Linked DNA regions of Homo sapiens: region 2 is linked to region 1. The links are chromatin loops, found by intact Hi-C in ENCODE. Cell type or tissue: Caco-2. All regions are shown on one strand. Region 1 has its middle 180 kb from the start of IRX5. Region 2 overlaps LOC105371278 (a long non-coding RNA gene).

What was found. Peaks named below come from ENCODE experiments on the same cell type or tissue, not always from the same donor. Only the 100,000 strongest peaks of a DNase experiment are listed, where the experiment ranks them.
Region 2: a loop joins it to region 1, with 3 times the contacts of the local background. A loop is called at or near these places in 1 of 110 quality-filtered maps.

What each region holds. Positions count from the first base shown.
Region 1 is chr16:55,107,011-55,109,510 of GRCh38, forward strand. No RefSeq gene overlaps it. Among named protein-coding and RNA genes, the nearest start is that of IRX5, 180 kb to the left of the region's middle. In Caco-2, no CTCF peak of the experiment used is centred here; DNase peaks (open chromatin) are centred at 1,021 and 2,141.
Region 2 is chr16:55,044,746-55,047,245 of GRCh38, forward strand. LOC105371278 (a long non-coding RNA gene) reads right to left here. Exons shown (of 3, transcript XR_933599.1): 2 at 2,154-2,255. Among named protein-coding and RNA genes, the nearest start is that of IRX5, 120 kb to the left of the region's middle. RefSeq lists an enhancer at 580-1,772. In Caco-2, no CTCF peak of the experiment used is centred here; DNase peaks (open chromatin) are centred at 826, 1,136 and 1,496.

The DNA of each region.
Region 1 (2,500 bases):
ATCCATCTATGTACTCAGGTGTGCAAACGGGGTAATCTTGTTCTTCCAAAACTATATGAAGTTTCCATCCTTTTCAGTGGCAGAAATTATCCTCAGGGTATTTGGATTTTGCCCCCATCTCACTCAAGTTTCAGCCAGGGGGACAGGAGCTGCTGTGGGTATTTCCAGTAAACATGATTTTAACTCAGGAAATGGGAAAATGTGCAATTCTTAAAAGCCAGTGGGTAGCGGTAGCGATGGAAGCCAAGGTTGGGAAGGTTACTAATGACTTTTAAGAAATCTGGAAATTCAGGAATTGTGAGGAAGCCTCTGCCCATGACCTCAGCTGCCTGTGCCCCAGTGCCTGGGCTTCTTGAGGAGGAATTTGAGTATCATGGAAAGCCAGCCTGCTGGTGTTCACGACTGTGTAATTCCTCCTTCCCCTCCCCTCTCTCCTCAGCGGATCGTAATGTCTCTCGAGGTCTTTCTTTATACCTGAGTCCTGAAGCTGTAAAATGTGTTCTCCTGCAGCGGCTGCAGAGATAAAGTGCCAGGCCCTGAGATGTGGTTCAGGCTCCAGGTCCAGCCAGATTGCCTGTACCCAAACCAGAACTCTTTTTTGGTCCAGTCTGGGCTTGGACAAAGCCAGCAGGCAGTCTCTGGAGGCTGATCGTCTCCTGAGCTGAGGATCCCTCTTGCTTTGGAATTTGCAGCCAGATAATCTCTCCTATTTTGCTTTTCAGGTTTCAGCCCTGGGCTCCCCAGCTACCTACTACTCGAGGTCTCTCATAGGGTCTTTGCAGAGCCTCCAGGGGGAGGGGTCTTCTGCCCCTGCTCTTTACTTGTATGGGTTATTTTCCTACACAAGCCTTTTCCCCATGTCCCTCCCTTGACACAATTGCAGCTAAACCAAGTGGCTAACTAAAGTGATGCAATCCTTTCTCCCTCCTTTCTTTTCTTTTCTTTATTTTTTTCTATCTAGGAGGCAATATTCATAGTAGAAGCCACGGAGAGCTGTGGGATTGGCCAGACCTGGATTGGAATCCTGGCTCTAACTTTGGAGCTGTGTACTTTGGACTTCACTAATCCAAGCTTCAGTTTCTTCACCTATACTCTGGGTGAAGAGTCATAGGTGAAGCCTGAGCCACAAGATCGGAGGGAGAAGAGCTCATGGATGAAATGCCATCACTTGCGCTGGTCTCTTCCTGGGGTTGGGTCCCCTAGGCCAGGTTCAGGACCCTGGAAAATGTGGCAAATGCAAAGACAACTCTGACAGCAGACCCTAACCTCTTTGGCACCAGGAATGGGTTTCATGGAAGACAGTTTTTCCATGGGCCAGGATGGAGGGAAATGGCTTTGGGATAAATTAAGTGCATTGCATTTATTGTGCACTTTATTTCTGTTACTGTTACATTGTAACATATAATGAAATAATTATACAACTCACCATAACGTAGAACCAGTGGAAGCCCTGAGCTTGTTTTCCTGCAACTAGACGGTCCCATCTGGGGGTGATGGGAGACAGTGACATTCAGCATTAGATTCTTACAGGGAGCATGAGACCTAGGTCCCTCGCATGCGCAGTTCACAATAGGGCTCATGCTCCTGTAAGACTCTAATGCTGCCCTGATCTGAAAGGAGGCAGAGCTCAGGAGTTAATGAGAGCAATGGGGAGTGGCTGAAAGTACAGATGAAGTTTCCCTCGCTCATCTGCGCTCACCTCCTGCTGTTTCTGTTCCTAACAAGCCAGGGACCGGTACTAGTCCATGGCCAGGGGGTTCGGGACCCCTAGTTTGGGGAACATCTTTGAGCTCCCTCCCTCTTGGCTTGAGTGATGTAGAGAAGCCCATAGGCTGGGATTTAGACAACATGCTTGCCAGGAGCATTGCAATTGCTTTATGTGGGCCTTCAATGCGCTTGCAGAGTAAGCTCCACAAATCCTGCAGCCAGGCAGTGAACCCAGGCTCTAGGAGTAAGATGCAAGAGCTGACTTCTCTGGCTCTGAGCTTAAGCTTGTTATTATTGTCTGCTCAGACTGGCATCTGCACGATAACCCAAGAGCTAGAATACTCAGGCCAGGGGGAGAGGGGAAAATCCCCAACATGTGTCTGTTGTCAGATGATGACTAAGCTGCCCTCATCGCCAACAGGCCTTGTCACAGTGGAATGATGTTTGTCAGACATGGATGGTAACCCTAAGGTTATCACAGAGGGCCAGGGGATAGATGAACGGTGTTTGCACTAACACCTTTGATCACTTCATTAGCCGCTTGGGTTAGTTGCAATTGTGACAAGAGAAGGGCATGGAGAAAAGGCTTGTGTAGAGGCATGGACATCTGCAGAGGTAAGTCTCAGAGATAGACCTTTCCAGCTCCAGCCAAGGCAAGAGGCCAGTCTTGAGCAGACCAAAGCTCTGCCACAATTATTTTCCACAGAGGCTGATGGATTGAGACATATAATTAATATATGTCTATATATTTATATATAAAAACCCTTACAAATCACATCCCTCGAGCCAGGAT
Region 2 (2,500 bases), 62 kb before region 1:
GGCTTAAAGTAGGGAGCACAGCTGGTTGAGGTTAGACTCAAAGCATGAAGTCCTCAACCCGAATTTCTCCCTCCACCCGCCTCTCCACCCTTTTTCCCAGTTCCCAGACAAACGCCTGGAGAGGGCACTGGCAATGAGCCAAGGAGACCAAGGAGGCAGGAACTCCAGACAGCACATCCTTTTCTCAGAGCTCAGTGGACCCTCTCAGATTCTTGAAGACCAACGTCATCTAGGGATCAGTATGCCCATTTAACAGATAAGGTCATCGAGGCTTCCACAGAGACAGTGCACCACCCAGGGACACCAGCATGATGGTGTTTCAGCATGAGCTGGGATCCAGCCCGCCTGATCCATCCTTTTTCTTGGGAAACGAGGGAGAGTGGAAAATACTTCCTCATGCCTCCGTGATAAGTGTGTGTGGATCTCATTTGAACCCCTTCTAGATCAAAGTGCGAGTTTTCCCTGGTTAAGCTTTAAAAAATGACTTTTGGGTTTTCAAAAGAAAATGCTCTGCTGACTTATACATCAATAGCTCACTTAAATCTTAGGGAATTGCACTATTAACATTTTTTTCCCTCCTTTTTACTGGTCCTCCTCCAATTCTTACTACTCTGGATCCCAGGGGGCAGAGCCCAGGTACCTCCAGGCCCTCTGCTCTCCATGTTGGAAAGGGGCCGGAGGAATAGTGCAATGCTCTATGGGGGAAGACGCTCTTCCCAGGGGGTTCCCCTGGGATCTTCACCGGGGCTGTGGCATGGGGCCTGTTGTTCTGGGGAAGCCAAAGCTAGTGTCTGCTCAGAAAAGGGAGCATGATGGTCCCACAGGGTAGCTGATGGAACCTCCTGCTGTAGGTTTGCAAGGGCTGGATGAAGATTGGGAAACAGTTCCCTAACAGGGACCATAATGAGACTGCAAGATACAGAGGGAGTCCCACAGCATAAATAGGCCAACACATTTGTTCATTTCTCCTTCTTGAAATTTCCTTTGCAATATCCGCCCCCACCCCTCAAAATGGGAAAAATTGTAAAAAATGATAAATTGGGGTTTTGTGTGTGTGTCTTGTTTTAAACCAATATGATCTCAATTCTTTTGTGGGCTTTGAAAGTCCGTGCGGGAATTCCCCCCTCGCTGTAAATACCCAGCGTCCGGGCCTTATGGCATGTGATCTGTAATAAACTTCAAAAGAACACCTTTGACATTTTAGATAACTTGCAAATGATGATGCAGAGAGATCTTTTGCCACTACAAAGAAAGAACAAAAGAACCGACATGAAAGAGAAATCAATAAACATATGGCAATTAATAAAACATTTTCTATGAATACCCTACAAAGAGTTTTACAACAGTATAAAAACCCAACAGTTGTTTCAATGTGGATTTAAGAAGTCTCAGCTGGCGTATTAAGGCATCCGTGCTGAGCAGCACACGGGAAGGCCCAGAAAAACTGGGGCCAAGTCTGGGCTTGTAAATCCATCAGAGGGAGAGGTATAGATCAGATGGATAGTTGGACTGGAAAGGGGCCGGAGGAATGGAGCAATGTATTCCTGTTTCAGGGACTAAAAATGCAAGGTGGGAACCACTGGTGAACACACCCGTTTGGAAGTTGGGCTGGGTCCCTGCAACCTCATCAGCTAAGCCAAGGTACAGTCACATTCTCAGAGATGGGCTCTGTAGCATGCCCAGAGACTTCCAGCTTCTCCATGTCCAATCTCTGCCAGCTTTCAATTGTGTCCAGCCTGGGGCCACAGTGAGATTCAGTACGTGGAGGTTTTTAATAATCAGTAAGGTGTGGGCACTGCCCGATCAGAAAGGAACCAGCTATACATACCCACAGATTGATTGTGAGCCCTGCTGAATTCTCAGCTGCAGCTTCTATGATGTTTCTTTCTTACCCCGGGTCCCGAGTTCGATTCCTGCCTCTGCCACTTCCAGCTCACTGAGTGGATTCTTTGGATCCCTTTGGCCTCTGTTTCCCCTTCCGTACAATAGGGCCAATGCTGTCTGCCCATTCCCTCTCCAAGGCTTATTCGGTGTTAATAGACATTAGTGTGACCCTCAGAGCTGTGTGCTTTTGGAAGTGGGTGAAGAGAAAAAGGCCCACTTTCAGCCTGGCTGTGTTGGGGCCATGCAATTTATCTGCACCTCCTCCCTACCTCATCCTCCTCCTTAGGTGGTCTTCATGGATTCATCTGTGTTTAGAAAATACCAGAGTCTTCTAGCCCTTTGTGCATTTTGAAGTTTCTGCTTGACATCCCCTGCAAATCAAATGGGGTGAAAGACTCCTTTGAGGCTGGAGCTGGTGGCATCTCCAGCGTATCTCCCTGGAAATTGTAAAGCTTAGGCTGGTGGGTGGGGCTTCTTTGGAAAACTTGGAGGAGAGTTAGAACTAGGCAGCCTGTGGTAGTTTGACACAGAGATAGCGCAACAAACAGACCGGAGGACACGAGGAGGGCAGAGGAAAAATGAGGCAGATGCTCAGAGGCATTCCTCTCTGTGAGTG